Regions from separate parts of the Homo sapiens genome. Here region 1 is linked to region 2. Evidence: chromatin contacts called from ENCODE Hi-C or POLR2A ChIA-PET data. All regions are on one chromosome and are shown on one strand. The core of a region is the stretch at or near the end of the contact, and the rest is flanking DNA. Distances in the headings are between cores, read along the strand shown.

Region 1 (3,730 bases), core at 1,185-3,684, 110 kb before region 2:
AGACGGGCCGGGCATGGTGGCTCTCGGCTGTAATCCCAGCACTTTGAGGGGCTGAGGCAGACAGATCACTTGAGGTCAGGAGTTCGAGACCAGCCTGGCCAACACGGCAAAACCCCGCCTCTACTAAAAATACAAAAATTAGCCAGGCATGGTGGTTTGCCCCTGTAATCCCAGCTACTCCAGAGGCTGAGGTGGGAGAATCACTTGAACCCCGGAGACAGAGGTTGCAATGAGCCGAGATCATACCAAGGCACCCCATCCTGGGCAACAGAGCCAAACTCATCCCAAAACAAAACAAAACAAACAAACAAACAAACAAATGTATATATATACACACGCACCACAGACATACACACACACTGTGAAGTTGCATTTTTAAAGAATTTAATTTTCATAAATCTTAGTGCACAAACAAGTAAAGAAAACATTTTTTACCCTGTTGCATGTATCCTCCCTTTCAAACTAGACTCTAGCCTCCAGGGGTCCAAAGAGAATGAGATGACAGAGAGAATGTAAATAGAAACAAAAGAAGCTAAATCTTAGTGTTTGGGCTTCTAAGTATGGAGCCTCAAGTGATAATACGCAATTTTCTGAAGCACTTCTGTACATGATTTTCTCCTTGTGTGTGCTGACTTGACAGCTTAATTCACACACATAATACACACACACATACCTCACACACATAAATCTACCATATATATATATATACACAACTTACATAAGTGCTTCACACCCACTATATATCTAATTCCTTTTATAGGCATATGGCAATGAAAGCAGAAAATGTGATTCAAAAAATAGAAACCACTCTCATTTTCTTTAACTCTTTCCTTTAATTTTGGTCATTTAAAGCTTATAAATTTGACAGACTGTATTTTTAAAACAGACTATTTTTAAAACCTTTAATACTAGTCTCATACATGGTCTATTTCTATTGGTTTATAGTTTGTCAGCAAATTGTATTTTCTACCCATAGGTAAATGTAGCACTGTTCTGAGCACCAAGAAGACATAGGCAGGGAATAGACACTACCTTAGGATCAAGAGGAGACAAGACATGTAAACATGTCATTAGCTAAGTGTGTACATAAATCCAGTTCTGTCATTAAAGAGTAAATATGAGAGCAGGGAGATTTTCTGGTGGGTGGGCGATGATTGCTTTTTTCTTCCCCACGCTCTCCTGGCATTTTTCTCCCCTTCCTTGGGACTGGATTATAGAATGCAGGGGCAGGCCAGGAGCGATGGCTCACGCCTATAATCCCAGCACTTTGGGAGGCCAAGGCTGGTGGATCATGAGGTCGTGAGTTTGAGACCAGCCTGGCCAACGTCGCAAAGCCCCGTCTCTACTAAAAATACAAAAAAAATTAGCTGGGCCTGGTGTCGGGTGCCTATAATCCCAACTACTCGGTAGGCTGAGGCAGGAGAATCTCTTGAACCCAGGAGGCGGAGGCTGCAGTGAGCCGAGATCGTGCCACTGCACTTCAGCCTGGGCGACAGAGCAAGACTCCATCTCAAAAAAAATAATAAAGAATGCAGGGGCAGTTCAGCTTATACATCATGGGCATAAACAATGGCCACTAATTGAAATGGTAGTTTGAAGCTAGCCAGAAATAGCTCTTCACAAAAGAGATCAAGTCTTACTCTGTAAAAAGAGAGTAAAAGCTGAGAAAATATTTCTGAACTAAGTTCACCTTACACAAAGAACATATCCAGAGTTCTAGAATATATGGATATGCTAGGGGAAGAAATACAGATGCAGGCAATCCCCTCTCCTCAATCAGAGGGACAAAGGGTGGAATATGATCTCTGTTCTAAGGCCGTTTGCACTTTCTGTTCATCCTTACCCACTTGTGATGTGTTGTTGTGGTGGTTGTTTCTCAGCAAATGCTCTTAAGTCTGTTACGTAACCTTTCTAAGCACTTTACACATATGAACTGATTTGACTCACATAATAATCTTCTGGGATAAGAACTATTAGTATCATTCCCACTTGACAGATGCAGAAACCGAGGACCTGAGAGATTCCATAAGTCTCCCTGGCAAATTGGATTCAGCCCCAGGAAGTCTGGCTTCTTGGCCTACATTCTTGACTATAAAAGTTGCACTGTCTCTTTAGCTGAAGGGTGAACTTAGGCATTTGAACAGCCAAGGGGTTGTGGGTAGAGTGAAAAAAGAAAGGAAAGGCTTTGAAAGTTATCCTGTTGTTTGAAAACACGAAAAGAGAAGAGAAAAAGAAGGAGAGAGCCTGGAATAGCTGTGAGAAGGCAATAGAAGAAGTGGAAGAACAGGAAATGGAAGAAAAAAAGCAAAGAGAAATTGACCTTGTCCCTGCTAGGGTCCAAATCTAACGGCTTGCTCGGGCTGGAGGGGCTAGAAGTGGGTGTCTCTGCTTTCAAGCAGCGCATTTAACTTCACCGGCTTTCCCCAGGCTGTCTCTGCAGCAACCCACACGAGGGCCTCTTTTCACAGCAATTATGAAAGTGATGGTGGGAGGAAGTACAGCTCACTTATTGAGGTTAAAAAGCCACCCAAGTAAAAGCATTAACCCAGTAGTAAGATTAAATTCCTGGCCCCAAAGGGAAATTATCAGGAGGTGTCCTTTACCATGTGTGAAATGGAAACAGTTTCCTCTCTTGGGCAAAATAACCAATTGCTGTGGGAGGCGGAAATCAATGCAGTGTTTGGTGAAAACTTGGGTTTCTCTGATGAGTTCTGTGAAACGCTAACGTCTAACAGGGGTTGTTCAGTCTATCCAATAACATTTTCTTCCCGTGACCTTGGATCTTAACGTTGGCTCCGCTCATAAATGACTGTGGAATGGGAATGAGAGAGTAAGCTCTTGACAGCTACAGGGAAATGCACTTCTAAAGAACTTGGTATAAGAGGGAAAATGAGATGGTCCTCCAAGAGCTAAACAACAAGATCAATACATATTGTATGGAGCAGAGATGTGCAAAGTCATCATGTTGAACATTCTGACTTGTTGAACATGTTGAACAATCTGATTGAGGATAATAACACAGCTAAAGGAATAATAGTCAATTTAAGGTAGAGTTTGATTCCATGAAAGAAGAAAAAGGAGAGAGAAGTAAATGCATGTATTCTGTATATATATTGAGAGTCTGCTAAGCACTGTGCTAAGGGCATGAACAAATTCTACTCCTGCCTTTTTGGGGTTCCAGAGCAGGCTGACAGGGTCCATCTAAGAACAGCTCAGAAGAAAAAAATGCATCTTCGTCAAAGATATCCAGTATCCTGGCCAAGAGCAGTGCCTGCCGTTTTTGTAGACGCTGTTATTCTTTTTCCCATATTCCCATCTCAGGCTCATAGATGAGGGAACTTCTCCCCATCTGACTTGCAGACCATTTTAGGGAACACTTGGATGGACACGTACTCTCTCGCTTTCCCTCCTTTCATTCTTCTCTCCCCAGGATAAGAGTAGCTAATCTGACTCAAGACAGCATATCACCCATGTGGCCTCACATGTCAGAAGGGGTTGATTATGGAGTTGGGGCACTGCTTGTGCATGGCACACTTTTTTGCCTTCTTTGATTGGCCTGCCCAGTCTCAGGGCCCTTGCACCCCAGCTCCTCAGCTGGCTTCCTTTTGCTTTCCTTCTGCTCCAGCTTCTCACAGTGCATCCAGGCAGGCAAGTCACGTTGGCCCTGCCCTCTCTTCAGTCTAGGTGAGGTATCAAAGGCCAGTACTTTGGCTCAACCCCAAGTTGAAGT
Region 2 (3,594 bases), core at 659-3,158:
GTTCGAAATGTTTCCTGAATGAATACGTGGGTGTCAGAATAGACACCTTTTTTTTTTTGAGGAATTGACTTAAAATACTTAGGAAAAAAACTTTAAAAAATAGAATAAATATGAAAAGGTATAAGAATTACTATGTAGGCTGAGCAGAGTGGCTCAAGCCTATAATCCTTGCACTTTGGGAGGCTGAGGTGGAAGGATCCCTTGAGCCCAGGAGTTGGAGACCAGCCTGAGTAACATAGGGAGTTGCTGTCTCTACAAATAATTTTAAAAATTAGCCTCGTGTGGTGGTACACACCTGTGGTCCCAGCTACTCAGGAGGCTGAGGTGGGAGCATCACTGATCCCAGGAGGTTGAGGCCACAGTGAGCCGTGTGATTGGGCCACTGAACTCCAGACTGGGTGGCAGAGCGAGACACTGTCTCAAAAAAAAAATTAAAAGACTGTAATTAAAGATAGCCTTTTGTATAAGCATTCATTTTTGTACTAATTGTATCAGCTTCACCAATGTGTAATACTAGGCCTCTCCCTTAGTGCTTGATAGAAGTAAGGGTTGTTAATGAGGTTATATATTGTGGTGTGGGATACTTCAGGAAGCCCAATTTCAGAACTTGAGCATTTGTAAGGGAATGTTCAGTAGGTCGTAACTGTTGTTATTGTTGAAGGAGGAAGTATCCTGTAGCAATTAAGAGTATCAGCTTCATACTGGTTCGTGGCTCACGCCTGTAATCCCAGCACTTTGGGAGGGTAAGGCAGGTGGATGGCTTGAGCCCAGGAGTTTGGACCACCCTGGGTAACATGGTGAAACCCTTTCTCTACAAAAAAAGGCAAAAATTAGCCGGGTGTTGTGGCACATGCTTGTGACCCCAGCTTCTTGAGAGGCTAGGTAGGAGGATCCAGAGGATCGCTTGAACCCTGAAAGTCAAGGCTGCAGTGAGCCATGATCACACCACTACATAGACTCTGTCTCAAAAAAGAAAAAAAAAAAAAAAAGCCAGAGTATGGGCTTCAGAATCACACCAACTTGGGTTCAAGTGAGAGTTTACTTGCCAGATAATCTTGGAATATACTTTTTGGAACCCACAGTTTATCTGTAAAATAATTACAATAATACTTCAGAGGTTGTTGCAAAGATTGAGATAATAATGCATGTAAAGTATTTGGCTTCATGTCTGCCACATGGTGTGAAGATTATTTTTTAAGTGTCATTTATATTGAAAATGAGTCATTCTATGTTACTTCTTTCCTGTTTAGTACTTGTGTTTCAGATCTGACATCACCTTTTTAAAAATTTTGCATTTGAGTGAGATTTGCTAAAGCAGTTCTGGGGTTAAACTTGAAGAGAAAATATTGAATATTTATATTTAATATCCCATGTGAGAGGAGAGATTAAGAACCCTGTTGTCTGCTTGTTACATCTCTTGTGAAAAACATAAAAAATATAAGAGTTTTGTTACTGAACTCTACTTGTGGTTTTGGTCGAGTCTATCATGAAGGTATGTTGTGGAGATTAGTGCAAATAATGATTTAAATATGGAATTATAAAGTTTAGCAGCTCTATATTCGGGGAAAAACGAGTCTCTGTTGATTGAAAAAGCATAATAAAATAATTTATTCTGAGGCTTTGTGGTTATGCAGTGTCAGAATGAAAAAGATGATACTCCTGTTCCATTTCAGGCTGGTCAGACCATACCTGGAACACAGTGTTCAGTTGGAGAAAGTTCAGAGATGAGCAAAAGACGTGAGGGGGCAGAGATGATGTCTAACACTGCTAATATAATACCTGGTAACGTTTTGAGTACTTACTCTGTGCCAGGCACTGTTCTTAGTATTTTATATGTACTATCATCTCTTTAATCCTCATAAACATTCTGTGGGTAGGTGCTATTATTATTCTGTTTTTATGACTAGTGCTTGAAGGAGCTGGAATCATTTTACTTATGGAATTGTCAGCATGTGACTCATCATGAGGGGATAGGAGGAAAGGCACAAATATTTTTTTCAATACCCAGCCAAGCACTGTGCTAGCTCTATTTCACTTGCAATCTTATTTAATCCTCAATGACAAACCTTGGAAGATCCTGTTAGCCTTTTTTAACAAATGAAAGAACTGGTCAAGTGGCTTGCTGTCTTTCTCGGTAAGTGCGAGAGACAGGACATGGAACCAGATCTTTCCAAGTCCATGGCCAGTGCTACTCACATTATGCTTTTATTTTTACGTTCTCTTGCTCCAGGAGGCAGCTTAGGGTGCCAGTAGAGAATTGATGCCGGCTTAGCAAAAACCTTCTGACTACTGGAGTCCAGAAATGAACTAGGTTACCTTGAATGTTTGATTCTCTGTCAGTATTCAGGCTCAGCCTGCTTCCTGATTTGGCTGAGATGTTTTGGGAACATCAAATTGGGGATGGAGTAGAACATGTGAGGGGAGTGGAGGAATTGAGATGGGCTGAAAGATCTTTAATGAGCCTTCCATCCTTGAGATTCTATGATTATTGCTAGGACAGGGTTAAATATGAGAATTGGTGAAAAGTTGTGTTGGCCAGTGATTTTTCTTTTGTGCATAGATTGATTGATTTTGAGACAAGAGTTTCACTGTCGCCCAGGCTGGGAATGCAGTGGTATGATCACTGCTCACTGCATCCTCAAACTCTCAGACTCAGGCAACCCTCCCACCTCAGCCATAGTTTTATTTTTAAATGTCTTTATAGGCCGGGCACAGTGGCTCACGCCTATAATCCCAGCACTTTGGGAGGCCAAGGTGGGCGGATCACTTGAGGTCAGGAGTTCAAGGCCAGCCCGGCCAACATGGCGAAACCCCGTCTCTACTAAGATGTACAAAAACTAGCCGGGTGTGCTGATCCCAGCTACCCAGAGGAGACGGGAGAATTGCTTGAACCCGGAAGCCAGAGGTTGCAATGAGCTGAGATCGTGCCATTGCACTCTAGCCTGGGCGACAAAGCGAGACTCCATCTCAAAGAAAAATTTTTTTTAATAAAGTCTTCATAAAGCTAAATTTATAAAAAAGCTAGAGGCTGGGCGTGGTGGCTCATGCCTATAATCCCAGCACTTTGGGAGGCCGAGGCTGGTGGATCACCTGAGGTCAGGAGTTCAGGACCAACCTGGCCAACATGGTGAAACCCCATCTCTACTAAAAATATAAAAATTAGCCGGTTGTGGTGGCACAAGCCTGTAATCCCAGCCACTTGGGAGGCTGAGGCAGGAGAATTGCTTGAACTTGGGAGACGGAGGTTGCAGTGAGCTGACATCATGCCACTGCACTTCAGCCTGGGCAACAGAGCGAGACTCCGTTTCAAAAAAAAAAAAAAAGCTAGAGATATGGTTTAGCAGCTCTATATTTGGGGAAAAAAGGAGTCTCTGTTGATTGAAAAAGTGTAATAAAATAATTTAAGCTGAGGCTTTGTGGTTATGGAGTGTCATAATGAAGAAGGTGATAGTCCTGTTCCATTTCAGGCTGGTCAGACCATACTTGGAACACAGTATTCAGTAGGAGAATGAATTCAGCCAGGTTTGTTTGTTTGTCTTTTAAGACAGAGACTTGCTCTGCTGTTGCCCAGGCTGGAGTGCAGTGATGCAATCT

Evidence for each region. Hi-C counts contacts between places; a loop is a spot of excess contacts on that map. ChIA-PET counts read pairs that join two places held with the same protein, here RNA polymerase II (POLR2A). Pooled maps may share reads with other maps.
Region 1: a loop to region 2 is called in a pooled map, with 2.7 times the contacts of the local background. The contact joins two enhancer-like sites. A Hi-C loop is called at or near these places in 1 of 168 maps with a recorded cell type or tissue (sigmoid colon) and 11 of 50 pooled maps. POLR2A ChIA-PET finds 5 or more read pairs at or near these places in 7 of 52 experiments (AG04450, CD4-positive, alpha-beta T cell, PC-9 and 4 more).

What each region holds. Positions count from the first base shown.
Region 1 is chr15:90,304,242-90,307,971 of GRCh38, forward strand. No RefSeq gene overlaps it. Among named protein-coding and RNA genes, the nearest start is that of NGRN, 40 kb to the left of the region's middle. RefSeq lists an enhancer at 2,304-2,353. Within about 2 kb of position 2,435, at least 5 of the 41 ENCODE cell types and tissues checked have a DNase peak (open chromatin) inside an H3K27ac peak, as active enhancers do.
Region 2 is chr15:90,418,168-90,421,761 of GRCh38, forward strand. The region is part of intron 2 of IQGAP1 (IQ motif containing GTPase activating protein 1); the gene reads left to right. Among named protein-coding and RNA genes, the nearest start is that of IQGAP1, 32 kb to the left of the region's middle. RefSeq lists an enhancer at 1,602-1,651. Within about 2 kb of position 1,909, at least 12 of the 41 ENCODE cell types and tissues checked have a DNase peak (open chromatin) inside an H3K27ac peak, as active enhancers do.